2 separate regions of the Homo sapiens genome follow, and region 2 is linked to region 1. A link is an interaction called in ENCODE POLR2A ChIA-PET data of the cell type or tissue named here. Cell type or tissue: endothelial cell of umbilical vein. All regions are shown on one strand. Each heading gives the region's core, and the rest is flanking DNA. Links, peaks and the distances in the headings are about the cores only. Region 1 overlaps CTNNA1 (catenin alpha 1). Region 2 overlaps SIL1 (SIL1 nucleotide exchange factor).

The links. Peaks named below come from ENCODE experiments on the same cell type or tissue, not always from the same donor. Only the 100,000 strongest peaks of a DNase experiment are listed, where the experiment ranks them.
Region 2: POLR2A ChIA-PET joins it to region 1 with 6 read pairs; 2 of 35 experiments call an interaction of 5 or more read pairs at or near these places.

The regions. Positions count from the first base shown.
Region 1 is chr5:138,833,156-138,840,196 of GRCh38, forward strand. The region is part of intron 7 of CTNNA1 (catenin alpha 1); the gene reads left to right. Among named protein-coding and RNA genes, the nearest start is that of LRRTM2, 39 kb to the right of the region's middle. In endothelial cell of umbilical vein, for the core only: no CTCF peak of the experiment used is centred there; no DNase peak of the experiment used is centred there.
Region 2 is chr5:139,160,103-139,167,143 of GRCh38, forward strand. All of the region lies in intron 1 of SIL1 (SIL1 nucleotide exchange factor), which reads right to left. Among named protein-coding and RNA genes, the nearest start is that of SIL1, 35 kb to the right of the region's middle. RefSeq lists a silencer at 4,025-4,225. In endothelial cell of umbilical vein, for the core only: no CTCF peak of the experiment used is centred there; a DNase peak (open chromatin) is centred at 4,129.

The DNA of each region.
Region 1 (7,041 bases), core at 937-5,936:
CAATGTCTGAAACATAAAGGACCCTCAGTCTTTGAAATGAACTCCATTTGGTTTTGACCAGAGCAGTCTTGCCCAGCAGGTCATGGTCGTGTTTGACTGACTGGCGTTAGGGCTTATAATTGGTAAGAACAAACACATGCCATGGGCTTAAGTAGTTCTAGCTCTCTGCTATTCAGTGTGGTAGCCACTCACCATATGTGGCTATTGAGCACTTGAAATGTGACAAGTCTAAATTGAAGTTTGCTGTAAGTACATCAGATTTCAGAGTTAGTATAGAAAAAAGAATGTGAATTATCTCACTGATATTATTTTAGATATATTGGGTTAAATAAAATCTATTAAACTTTATTTTTACCTGTTTCTTTTCACTTATGGCTACGAGAAAAATCATATTTACATTGGTTATATATGTATCTATAACTTGTATATATGTTATAAAAATTATATGGGTGGTTTATTTCTGGCTTGCATTGTATCTCTGTTGGATAGTTCTAACCAATAAGTAACCAACCAGCTAAGGTGAGTAGATGAGAGGTTAGGATCAACTTTGTTCAATGTCCAGAATGGCATGGTAGTCCATGCATAGTAGCTATTATAACTTGTATTCTTTTAATACTTAAAACTGTAGTTTTAGATAGAAGAAAATTGGTTCAATTTAGGACCTTGTAAGGATAATGTTTCTTAAGGATACATTTTATCTTTGTTCTTGCCTGAAAACGTTGGACATAGTAGTTGTAGGATCCCAAAAGAAGAATGCAGTAACTGGACATACTTTGGTTGGACTGGATGTATATTTGAGGAATATGACTATGTTAATACATCAAGTATAAAATTTTAATTCGATTTGGGTAAATTTGATGTGGATTGTATGAATGGTATGCAGCTAATGTTCATTTTCAAAGATCTTTTGAAAAGATATATTGTTATTATAGTGAAGTGAAGCACTCAATTTAGATGTTAATCCTTTCTCAGTTTTGCAAATGCCTTCCTGGAATCTCTTTAGCATAGCCAGAGCTTTTGAAGGACTCTGAAGAGCTTGTTACTGCATTATGTTGTGGCTACACTTTTCTTTTCTTCAGAATTAGAGTAGCTTAATTTTTTCCTGATTATAAAAGTTCTGTGTTCATTATATATTGTCCATAATCCCACCACTCATTTTTGTGTATAACATTCCAGACTTAATTCGGATCTGTGTATATGTACACTTATATCTGTTCTTTTCTTACCTTTTCTTTTTAAAAATGTTGTTAGTAATGATTGTCCATACTTTTACACTGCTTACCATATGCCAGCCATTGTGCTGAGAGACATTTTATCCCCATAATAACCCTATTGAGTTGATAATTGCTCAAAAATACATATACACACAGGTGCAGTTTGAGCTCAGATCTGTCTGACCTGAAAGTCTGAACTCTTAATACTTTTACCATTGTACATCGTCCCAAGTTAACAAATATGATTTTATAACATCTTAATGGTGGCAGAGTTTTCCATTAAAATTAAATACCCCCAGAACTAAAATAAATACTGGAATCTAAATTTCAGTATTAAATTTCTAAAATTGGATATCCTAGACTAAGTAAAATAGATCCAGGTCTGGGATAGCTGCTTGAAGTGAGTGGAATGTCACTTGCCTCTGTGTGAAGAGACTGCCAAACAGGCTTTTTGAGAGCAGTAAAGCTTTTTAATCACCTGGGTGCGGGCGGGCTGAGTCCAAAAAGAGAGTCAGCGAAGGGTGGCGGGATTATCATTAGTTCTTATAGGTTTGGGATAGGCAGTGGAGTTAGGAGCAATTTTTTGTGGGCAGGGGGTGGATCTTATGAAGTACATTGTCAAGGGTGGGGAGAATATTGCAGAGTACCTTCTTAAGGGCAGGGGAGGATATTACAAAGTACTTTCTCAAGGGTGGGGAGGGTGTATTGTCACAAAGTCAATTTATCAGTTAGGGTGGGGCAGGAACAAATCGCAGTGGTGGAATGTCATCAGTTAAGGCAGGAACTGGCTATTTTCGCTTCTTTTGTGGATCTTCAGTTGCTTCAGGCCATCTGGATGTATACATGCAGGTGACAGGGGATATGATGGCTTAGCTTGGGCTCAGAGGCCTGACATGGAGCAAAAGAGCTTTTAGAGTATTTTCCATGCTAGACTGGTGGTACTTGAGTGCTGTAGCTGTTTAAATGGGCTCTGTGGTTTGCAGGTACAGAGGCTGAGTTTTGTTATACAGTTATGGTATGATTTCCATCTTTCTTTGAACTCTTGAGTTTTCTGCAAGAGATGCTTACCTAAATTAGTAGTCCATAGTTCTGTAGAGGCATTTGAAGATTATTTTATTGAATTGTTAGTGTAAGCTTTTCTGTGAGCTGCCTAATAAACAGGATTTGGGAGAGTTTATATAAGTAGATGATGCATTGAATGCAAAATTTGAGCCTGTGTAGGACTTGCTTTTTTGACAGCGGCATTTATTTTTATTTTTTATTTAATAAATTTTATTTTTACTGTATATGTTTAAGGTATACAAGGTGATATTTAGATATACATAGTTAAATGATTACTACAGTGAAGCCATTTAACATATCTGTTATCTTAGAGTTACCTTGTGTGGGTGGTAAGAGGGCCTAAAATCTACTCTCTTAGCAAGTTTTCCAAATACAATACAGTGCTATTGACTATAGGCTTCATGCTGTAGATTAGAGCTCTAGATTTTTTATTTACTTATTTTTTGCTCTGTCACCCAGGCTGGAGTGCACTGGTACGATCACAGCTCACTGCAACCTCTGCGTCCCTGATTCAAGTGATTTTCATGCTCCAGCCTCCCAAACATAATAGCTGGGTTTAGAGGCTTGTGTTACTAAGCCTAGCTAATTTTTGTATTTTTAGTAGAGATGGGGTTCCGTGCTATTGGCCAGGCTGGTCTCGAACACCTGGCCTCAAGTGATCCACCTGCCTTGGCTTCCCAAAGTGTTGGGATTACAGGTGTGAGCCACCATGGCTGGCCAAGAGTTCTAGATTTATTCATCCTGCATAACTGCAACTTTGTATTCCTTGACATAAGTGTCCCCTACTCCCACCATATGGTAACCCACCTTTCTACTCTCTTGTTTTTATTTATTAGAGAACATGTAAAAATCATGCAATAGTTTTCTCTGTGTCTATTTCACTTAGTATAATGCCCTCCAAGTTCATCCATGTTGTAGAGCAGCATTTATTTAATTTGAAAACACTTTGTCAAAAATTAATTTGTGATTTTCTTACGGTTCAAGATAAGGAGTTTAAAAGATCTTCATAACTCTGAGAAAGACATCTTACCCCAGTTATATTTGTGTTGCTTTCAAAGAGGTTTGAAGTACTTCCCATTTATGAGCTATCCTGGCATTGCGCATTGCAGTATTTAGCAGGCAAGTTCTTAATCTCTAATACCAGAAAGATGCATGTTTATGTATTTGTTGAAGTGATGCTGGCCTGATGGAGCAGTAGTGGTTTTGAAATCAGAATGATGGAGCAGGCATGTAAGCCTGCCCAGTGTTAGGCAGCAGGTGGATAGGAGTTTAGCCTCCTCAGGATTGCTGTTAGACTGTCCTTTATATCACTTTGTGCTGTTTAGCCATCAAGCAGGGTTGAAAAGACTTCATATCTAAAGTAGTATTTCTGAATTAACAGGTAATAACCTCTAAATATATCAGATTATTAGTAATTATCTCTAGCTGGTGGGGCGATGGGCACTATAAATTTTCTTTGATATTTTTTCCCACATTTAAAAAAAGTTTTTTATGTTGTTAATGTCACAAAGTTTAAAAAACTTAGACCGTTAGATTTGCGTGTCTTAGATTTTTAGGTTTTGTTTATAATCATACACCGTGTTCATTTCCAAAGCACTATTAATATGGAAATTTGATGGTTTTTCACACATTAATATGTTGATTCGTCCTTTCGAGGTAATGATTCATTCAGGACTAGTTTGGCTAAAGTGGTTAGTTTGGTTTTATAAAAAATTATAGTATACATTTCTATCAAGTCTTGAAGTGAGACTCAATTATCTCTCTGTGATAGCATTTGCTTCATTCTTTTCTTGCAGTGTATATCAAAGCGATTTTTGACCTTGGAAGTATAAAATTGTGAAGGTAGAATTTGGAAGTGACGTTCGTTATCATGTGGTCTAGGGGTTGACAAATTATAGTTCTCAGGTCAAGTCTAGCCTGCCACTTATTTTTATAAATAAAGTTTTATTGGAACACAGCCATACTCATTTAGTTGTTTCTTCCTTCTCCTCCTCCTCCTTCTTTTCTTCTTCTTTCCTCCTGTTCCTCCTCCTCCCCCTCCTCTTGATCCTCCCCCTCCTGCTCCTTCCCCCTCCCCCTCCTCCCTCCCCTCCCTCTCCTCCCCCCCCTTTCCCCACTCCTCCGTCTTCTCTTCTCTTCTCCTCTCTCCTCTCTCTTCTCTCTCTCCTCTCTCCTCTCTCCTCTTTTTGGTTTTGTTTGTTTGTTTTGAGACAGGGTCTTATTCTGCCACCCAGGCTGGGACTGCAGTGGTGCAATCACAGCTCACTGCAGCCTTGACTTCCCAGGCTCAGGTGATTCTGCCATCTCAGCTTCCCCAGTAGCTGGGACTAGAGGTGTGCACCAGCATGCCTGACTAATTTTTTGTATTTTTTGTAGATATGGGGTCTTGCCATTTTGCCAAGGGTGGTCTCAAACTCCTGGACTGAAAGCAGTCTGCCTGCCCCAGCCTCCCAAAGTGCTGGGATTACAGGTGTGAGCCACCATGCCTGGCCAAGTAGTTTCTAAAGAGACCGCATGGCCCCAGAGCCTAAAGTATTTGCTATTTGGTCCTTTATAGAAACTTGCCAATTTTTAATCTGTTTCAATCAGCTCCCCAGTAGCTGGGACTGCAGGTGTGCACTGCCATGTCTGGCTAAGTTTTGTATTTTTAGTAGAGATAGGGTTTCACCATGTTGGCCAGGCTGGTCTCAAAGTCCTGATGTCAAATGCTATACCCACCTCAGCCTCCCAAAGTTCTGGGATTACAGGCGTGAGCCATGGCACCCAGCCCAACCAATTAATTTTTCTGAAGGTTTTAAATTATAAATTCAGTTTCTTCAGTAGATATAAAACTAAGTTATGTATTGTTTCTTGGGTAAATTTTGGAAGATTGTGGCTTTCAATGAATTAGTTCATTTTATCCACTTAGTTGATTTTGTACGCATGGAGATGTTTGTTGTAATCTCTTACTATCCTTCTACTGTTTAGCATCTGTAGCAGTATTCTCTGTTTCATAACTATTCTTGATAATTTGTTTTATTTTTTCTTTCTTTGTCAATCTGGCCAGAAGTTTATCAATTCTAGTGATCTTTTGAAAAATCCAGCTTTGGGTTTCATTAATTTTTTTTTCCTCTAATACTTCCAATTTCATCTGTTTCTGCTTTTTATTTATTTATTTTTCTGTCTGCTTATTTTGGGTTTATTTTATTCTATCTTTACTAGTTTCCTGAGGTGAGAACTTAGGTTATTGACTTGAGACCTTTCTTCTTTGTGTAAAGATATAGTGGTATAGATTTCCCTAATCTAAGCCCTGCTTTGTCTGCATCCGATAAATTCTGATACGTTGTATTTTCATTTTAAAATTATTTTTATTTTTTTGTTGTTGTTTGTTTGTTTGTTTTTAAGAGATCGGGTCTCATCGTGTTACCCAGGCTGGTCTTGAACTCTTGAGTTCAAATGATCCTCCCACCTCGGCCTCCCAAAGTGCTGGGATTACAGGCGTGAGCTACCGTGCCCGGCCTATATTTTCATTTTTGTTCAGTTCAAGATATTTTAAAATTTTCCTCGAGTCTTCTTCTTTGATCACTGGCTTATTTAGAAGTATGTTGTGTAATTTCCAAGTATTTGGAGATTTTCTTGCTATGTTTCTGTTACTGATTTCTAGTTTAATTCTAATTCCATATGGTCAGAGAACATAAACTTTGCATGATTTCAATTTTTTTTAAATTTGTTAATTGAGCCTTGTTTTATGACCCAGTGCTACCTTTGTAATGTTCTGTTTGCACTTGACAAATAATATGTATTCTGCTTTTTATTTTTTTTTTCTTTTTTGAGACGAAGTCTTGCTCTGTTGCTCAGGCTGGAAGTATAGAGGCATGATCTCGGCTCAAGTGATTTCTCCTGCCTCAGCCTCCCGAGTAGCTGGGATTACAGGCACCCGCCATCACGCCTGGCTAATTTCTGTATTTTTAGTAGAGGTGGGGTTTTCCCATGTTGGCCAGGCTGGTCTCTAACTCCTGACCTCAGGTGATCCACCCGCCTTGGCCTCCCAAAGTGCTGGGATTACAGGCATGAGCCACCGTGCCTGGCCTGTATTCTGTTATTGTTGGGTGGAGTGAAAGTGTCACTTAGATCTAGTTGGTTGATGGCATTGTTCTATAGCTTGCTGTTTTTTTAGTTGGGGGAAAGATCTAATTATTCTAAGAATTACTGAGATAAGAGTGTTGCAGTCTCCAACTTTAATTGTAGATTCGACCATTCTTTATTTCAATTCTTGGATTGCCACTCCATGTGTTCTGCTCAGGATCTTTAGTTACATTCAGTGGGACAGACAGGGTGGAGTATATTTATTACATTTAGCCAGAACCAAAACTCAACCAGTGTTTTCAAAACTGAGTCTGAAACTAGTGAAGTGTTAGGCCATGGTTACACCCATGTTTGAACAGTTAGGACTAGAACTAAGGCTTCTGATTTTTTAGTCCAGAGATACTCCTGGTGGTGCTCTTCACATGTGATGCCATGGATGATGAGCAGTAAGCTGATACTTCCATAGAATAGAACTTGTTAAAGCTTGATCAAGTAATGTAATCTCCCCAGGGCAGCTTTCTTGGCTGGAATTGGGGTCATTAATAGCTGCCCCTCTAACTGACCTTGTTAAAATGCACAGAGAATCTCTCAAGTAAGACCAAGTAAAACCGTGAAGATGGGGATATAATGGGTGGTGTTATTAAAAAATATCAAGATGCCTTGGAACAAAAGAACAGAAAATAAAGTGTAGCAAAGAATA
Region 2 (7,041 bases), core at 1,090-6,089, 330 kb after region 1:
CTAACTGTGCATTTTACCCATCCCAATCACATTTCCACAATCACACACACACACACACACACACACACACACACACACACACACAAAAGTTATAGCCTGGAGGAGTAGAAGAGATGGAGCCTAACATATTACCTACAACCCTAGCCAGAAGACAGCTGTGAAAACTTCCGAAAGAAAACACTCCTTTGAAGAACTGCAGAAACAACACAGGGGCCAGGAAACAGAGCAAGTGAAAAAAGATTAAAGGAATGAGGATCATCATTTAGCACTGAAAAGGGGCAGTAAAAGAAGTGAGCAGAGCCTTAATAATGATTTTTGAGCCCAAAGTTGGTTGAGAGAGCCACTCTACCAAAAAGCTGTTCTACCAAAAAACTACCTTCTGGTAACTACTAGAACCTTCAAATCCCTGTCTTGCTGGTGTATAGCTGAAATTCTTGCATAAAAAAGGGAGCGAGGCCAGGTGTCGTGGCTCATGCCTATAATCCCAGCAGTTTGGGAGGCCGAGGCAGGCAGACCACCTGAGGTTAGGAGTTGGAGACCAGCCTAACATGGTGAAAACCCGTCTCAAAATGCAAAAATTAGCTGGGTGTGGTGGCACACACCTGTAGTCCCAGCTACTCAGGAGGCTGAGACAGGAGAATTGCTTGAACCTGGGAGGTGGAGGTTGCGGTGAGCCAAGATCATGCCACAGCACTCCAGCCTGGGAAACAGAGCAAGACTCCATCACAAATAAAAAAGGGTGGGGGTAGCAAGAGTTTCACTAAAAGGGGACTTCTACATAAGTTTAAACATAAAGACTATTCCAGAAGGATAGGGGATAGTCAGTAACTAAAGCAAGTTAATAGTAACAAGAATAACAGGCTGGGCGCGGTGGCTCATGCCTGTAATCCCAGCAATTTGGGAGGCTGAGGCGGGTGGATCACCTGAGGTCAGGAGTTTGAGACCAGCCTGACCAACATGGTGAAACCTCGTCTCTACTAAAAACACAAAATTAGCTGGGCATGGTGGCGCATGCCTGTAATTCCAGCTACTCAGGAGGCTGAGGCAGGAGAATCGCTTGAACCTGGGAGGCAGAGGTTGCGATGAACTGAGATCGCGCCATTGCACTCCAGCCTGGGCAACAAGAGTGAAACTCTGACTCAAAAAAAAGAATAACCAAATACCCTCAGTCAGCCACAAGGCCAAATCTTTAAATAAGGGAAATGAAGGAGAAAGCTAACAAGCAGGCTGTCCAATATCCTTCATTTGAGAGCCGTATAGTGAAGAGTAGACAACATCTAAGTCAGGTTAAAGGTAACCATGTGCTTTGAGAAAAGGAAAAGGAGAAGCCAGCTTCAGGTGGGAAAAAGGAGCCCTAGACATGAGTAGAGACCAGTATCTGCAGGGCTACAGTTCTCAACACACAAAGAATTGTTTTTGGGAAAGCTAATGAACATCTGTCGGCTAACCCTGTTCTAGACACTCTCTCTTTCTCATATCCATCCCTGGGATTTTATTATCTTAAGAACCAGGTCTTTGAGCACCAATAACATTTAGGACTCAAACGTTTTCAAAAGTGACCAGAGTCCCACATCTTCCTTACTCCCAGGAGCTTGGAGCACTTCCCTAGAAAAGCAAAGAATTAGAATTGCTGGCCAGGTGCGGTGGCTCATGCCTGTAATCCCACCACTTTGGGAGGCTGAGGTGGGCAGATTGAGTCCAGGAGTTTGAGACCAGACTGGGCAACATGGCAAAACCCCATCTCTACTAAAAACACAAAAATTAGCTGGGCATGGTAGCACGCTCCCGTAGTCCCCACTACTTGGGAGGCTGAGGTGGGAGGATCATCTGAGGCTGGGAAGTGGTCGTTGCAGTGAGCCAAGATCATGCCACTGCACTCCAGCCTGGGCAACAGAGAGAGACTCTGTCTCAAAAAAAAAAAAAAATTAGGATTGCCTAGGCCTTACCAGGTGGGCACACCAGCACTGAGCAGTCCCCCTACAGTCTCTACAGCTCCCAAACATACAGGCCCTACGAAAGGAGAACAGTTACACTGGCCAATATTTGCCATGAAAAACCAGGCCACTACCAGAAAGAGAAGCACTATCCCCTCTGACCTCTCCATGTCTCACCCTGCCACCCACTCACATTCTGTGAATTTGTTTCTATCTGGCCATTGTCAATTCCTGTCTAATGACCTTATCTAAGAACTTAGGGAGTACTACAAAAAATGTCAGTAAAAAATCAGAGTGAGATAAATTTGCTATTCCTGGTGAGCTTTTGTGTTTGTTTTATTCCAAACCAATTCACTAAAGCTTGCTTCCTTATGACAGAAATCCTAAAAATCAATGCTCAAAGCCTAGCAACCACAAACTCCCCCTTCCAGTAACAAAATGCTAGGAAGAAAGAGAGCCACATAAAACGAAGGAAGGGGAAAATGGCCTCTCCACAGACTGTTCCAATTAATGGGAGTGGAGGAGCACAATAGTTAATGAATAAGAAAGAAAATCATCTTGATTACATTTATTTAAGGAACAAAGCAGTAGGAATGTGAATGTGAACACCTGTGTACCCAGGTTCAGCGTAATAAAAGAACACATTCTCATTCACAGCTCATTCATTCAACAAATGTTGTTTGATCATCTACTATATGCCAGGTACCTTTCCTAGGACTGGGAATACAGCTGTGAATGTGACAAACAGATCTCGTCCCTACTCTCATGAAACTTACGTTCTAGTGGAGGGAAAACAGAGTCAACAAGAAGCAGAAAAGCAAGAAAAATATCAAGTGGTTAAGTTATGGTGACTTAAGTAGTCACTTTATACCAGATAAAAGGAAGAGCCTTTCTTGTAAATAACAGCAGAACTGAGCTGAGAATGACAAAGAGCTCATCCAATGAAGACGAGAGAAAAATATTCTAGGCAGAGGGTACAGGTGGAGCAAAGGCCCTCTGTTTAAGAAGCAGAAAGTAAGTTACTGTGTCCAGAACACAGAAGGCAAGCAGAAGGGAGTAGGGGAGGTTAGGAGATAAAGCTGCCAAGGAAGGCAGGCAGGGATCGGAATATGAAAGGCCTTATAACCAGGCTAAGGAGTTTGGAGTTGATTCTAAGTATGATGGTGAGCCCAAAGGGCGTCAGGCAGCAAGGTGACGTGCTCCTTAAGAAATTGAGGGAAACTGATAACTGATTCCAAGATGGAAACTGACTTTTCAGAAAAGTTATCTAACCACAGAAATTTAAAACAGCTTAATTTCCCCAAAAGAAATGCTTCACTGTTTTGTTTTTTTTTCGGTTTTTTCTTTTGTGGAGACAAGGTATCGCTCTGTCACCCAGGCTGGAGTCAAGTGGCACCATCTCGTCTCATTGCAACCTCCACCTCCCAGGTTCAAGCGATTCTCCTGCCTCCGCCTCCTGAGTAGCTGGGATTACAGGTGCCCACCACCACGCCTGGCTATTTTTTGTGTTTTTGGTAGAGATGGGGTTTCACCATATTGGTCATGCTGGTGTTGAACTCCTGGGCTCAAGTGATCCGCCCGTCTCGGCCTCCCAAAGTGCTGGGATTACAGGCATGAGCCAACATGCCCAGCTGCTTCACTATTTTTTAATTTATCAGTTATTAAATATGCACTAAGTGAAGGGCACTGTACTAAATGTATTAAATATTGGGTTGGTGCAAAAGTAATTGTGGTTTTTGCCATTTAAAATTGCAATTATTTCATCCTCATCCAGCACTGTAAGTAGATATTATCATCTCACCTATAATTCCTATAATTCACGCCTATAATTCCAGCACTTTGGGAGGCTGGGCGGGCAGATCACTTGAGGCCAAGAGTTCAAGACTAGCCTGGCCAACAGGGTGAAACCCCGTCTCTACTAAAAATACAAACATTAGCTGGGTATGGTGGCGTAAGCCTGTAATCCCAGCTACTCGGGAGGCTAAGGCACAAGAATAGCTTGAGCCCAGGAGACAGAGGTTGCAGTAAGACAAGATCGTGCCACTGCACTCCAGCCTGGGCAACAACAAGAGAATGTCTCAAAAAAAAAAAAAAAAAGATATTATCATCTCCATTTTACAGATAAAGTAACCAAAGTTCAGACAGGAGGGGAAATGACTTGCCAAAGGCCACGCAACATGTACATGGCACAAAGCCAGGAAGGGACTCCAAGTCTCTCTGACTCAAAAGAGCCAGTGCACCAGCTACTTTCTCTAATGACTCCATCCCTTCCCTCACAAGAGGGAAGAGAAAAAACAGTTCTTTCTGGTTACTACTCAAAGCTTCTGCCCATTGCCTTCTCTCTACTTGAAGGAGCCGCTCACCTTCCCCAGTAAGGGACACAGATTGAGGCCTGACTCCAAATACCTTCTCCAAGAACCTTCCCTAACAAGGCAAACCCAACCCCACTGTCCCCATGTCGTTAGTCAGCCTCTCTCAGCCCCTAGGGTCGGGCCCATGGGTTCTGTCCCTAATGAAACTTGAGCTCTTTAAAGGCATTACAATCTTCACCATTCATTGAGCACCTACCATGTGCCAAGCACATGACCTCCATTATTTCATTTCATCCTAACTGCCCTAGGAGGTGGGTATCAGTACACACTTATTCAGATGAAGAAACTAAGTCACAGAAGTAATAAGAACAAAGTCCAAAAGCTAGTAAGGAAGAGGTGGGAAGATGGTAGAGTAGAAAGCAATGAGGACTAAACTCTGATTTTATCTGGCCCAAATTCCTATCTAAAAGGTCTGGGGAGTCATGTCCTACAAACAGTAAATTCTCATCAGATGGGTTTTATTTAACCATGTATATTGAGACTTACTTTCCAATCTGACTCTGGCATAACAAGGAAGAAAATAAAAATATTTTACCCCAAAACATGTTTCTCTGCCATATCTTGAATGGCCCTGCAAAGTGATCCCTTGTGGGAAAAATCCACATATTCTATAGAGAATCCCCTACCCCCTTGTTTTCCTTTCTTCCTTCCTTCCTTTCCAGATCCAGGAGATAATCAACTAAGAGTCACGCATTCTTTTAGGTCCGATAAGAAACATTTTACAACCTGCTCTCTCTGAAGTGTGCTACCTGAGAGCTTCCTCTGCACAATAAAACTTGGTCTCCACAATCCTTTATGTTAACCTAAACATTTCCTTTCTATTGATCCCAGATCTTCAGATAAACTCAACCGTCAGCCAGAAAATGTTTAAATTTACCTATAGCCTGGAAGCCCCCACTTTGAGTTGTCCCACCTTTCTGAACCAAACCAATGTATTTCTTGTTTGTTTGTTTTTTTGAGATGGAGTTTCATTCTTGTTGCCCAAGCTGGAGCACAAATGTGTGATCTCGGCTCACTGCAACCTCCACCTCCCAGGTTCAAGCAATTCTCATGCCTCAGCCTCCCGACTAGCTGGGATTACAGGCACATGCCACCACACCTGGCTAATTTTTTGTATTTTTAGTAGAAACAGGGTTTCACCATGTTAGCCAGGCTGGTCTTGAACTCCTGACCTCAGGTGATCCGCCCACCTTAGCCTCCCAAATTGCTGGGATTACAGGCCAAACCAATGTCTGTCTTTTTTATTATTTTTATTATTATTATTTTTTGAGACGGGGTCTCACCCTGTCACCAGGCTGGAATACAGTGACACGATCTCGGTTTACTGCAACCTCCGCTTCCTGTGTTCAAGTGATTCTCCTGCCTCAGACTCCTGAGTAGCTGGGGCTACAGGTACATGCCCACCATGCCCGGCTAATTTTTTTTTATTATTTTTTAGTAGAGATGGAGTTTCACCGTGTTAGCCAGGATGGTCTCGATCTCCTGACCTCAAGATCCGCCCACCTAGGCCTCCCAAAGTGCTGGGATTACAGGCCTGAGCCACCACGCCTGGCCTGTATTTCTTAAATGTATTTGATTGATGTCTTGTGCCTCCCTGAAATATATAAAACCAAGCTGTACCCCGAACACCTTGGGCACATGTTCTCAGGACCTCCTGAGGGCTATGTCATGGGCCATGGTCACTCAGGTTTGGCTCAGAATAAGTCTCTAAAAAATATTTTACAGAGTCTAACTCTTCGTCAACAGCACAGAAATCTGTCTCCCTAACTAGACAACAACTGCACTGACAGAATTTGTCTGATATAAATCAGAGTCATGTGCTGCACATTTCAGTCAACAACAGACCACTTATACGACAGTGGTCTCATAAGATGACAATGGAGCTGAAACATTCCTATCACCTAGTATTTACCATTAAATACTTCTTATTGCTATTTTAGAGGGTACTCATTCTACTTATTTTTTAAGAGGGGCCAGGCATAGTGGCTCATGCCTGCAATCCCAGAGCTTTAGAAGGTCAAGACAGGAGGATCCCTTGAGGCCACAAGTTCAAGATCAGCCTGAGCAATATAGCAAGATCCTGTCCTTACAAAAAATACAAAAATAGGCGTGGTGATGAGTACCTGTAGTCCCAGCTACTTGGAAGGCTGAGGCAGGAGGACTGCTTGAGCCAAGGAATTTGGGGTTGCAGTGGGCTATCATCATGCCATTGCATTACAGCCTGGGCAAGGAGTGACTTTTTTTCTTTTTCCTGAGACAGGATCTCATTCCCATAGCCCAGGCTGGAGTGCGGTGGCATGATAGCAGCTCACTGGAGCCTCAACTTTCCAGGCTCAGGTGATTTTCCCACCTCATCCTCCTAAGTAACGGGCACTACAGGCACACACCAGCACACCTGGCAATGTTTTTGTTTTTTTTGAGACAGAGTCTCACTCTGTCGCCCAGGCTGGAGTGCAGTGGCACAATCTCAGCTCACTGCAAGCTCTGCCTCCCAAGTGCATACCATTCTCCTGCCTCAGCCTCCCAAGTAGCTGGGAATACAGGCACCCACCACCACGCCCGGCTAATTATTTTTTTGTATTTTTAGTAGAGACGGGGTTTCACCGTGTTAGCCAGGATGGTCTCGATCTCCTGACCTTGTGATCCACCCGCCTCAGCCTCCCAAAGTGCTGAGATTACAGGCGTGAGCCACCGCGCCCAGCCTTTGTCTTGTATTTTTAGTAGAGACTACTAAC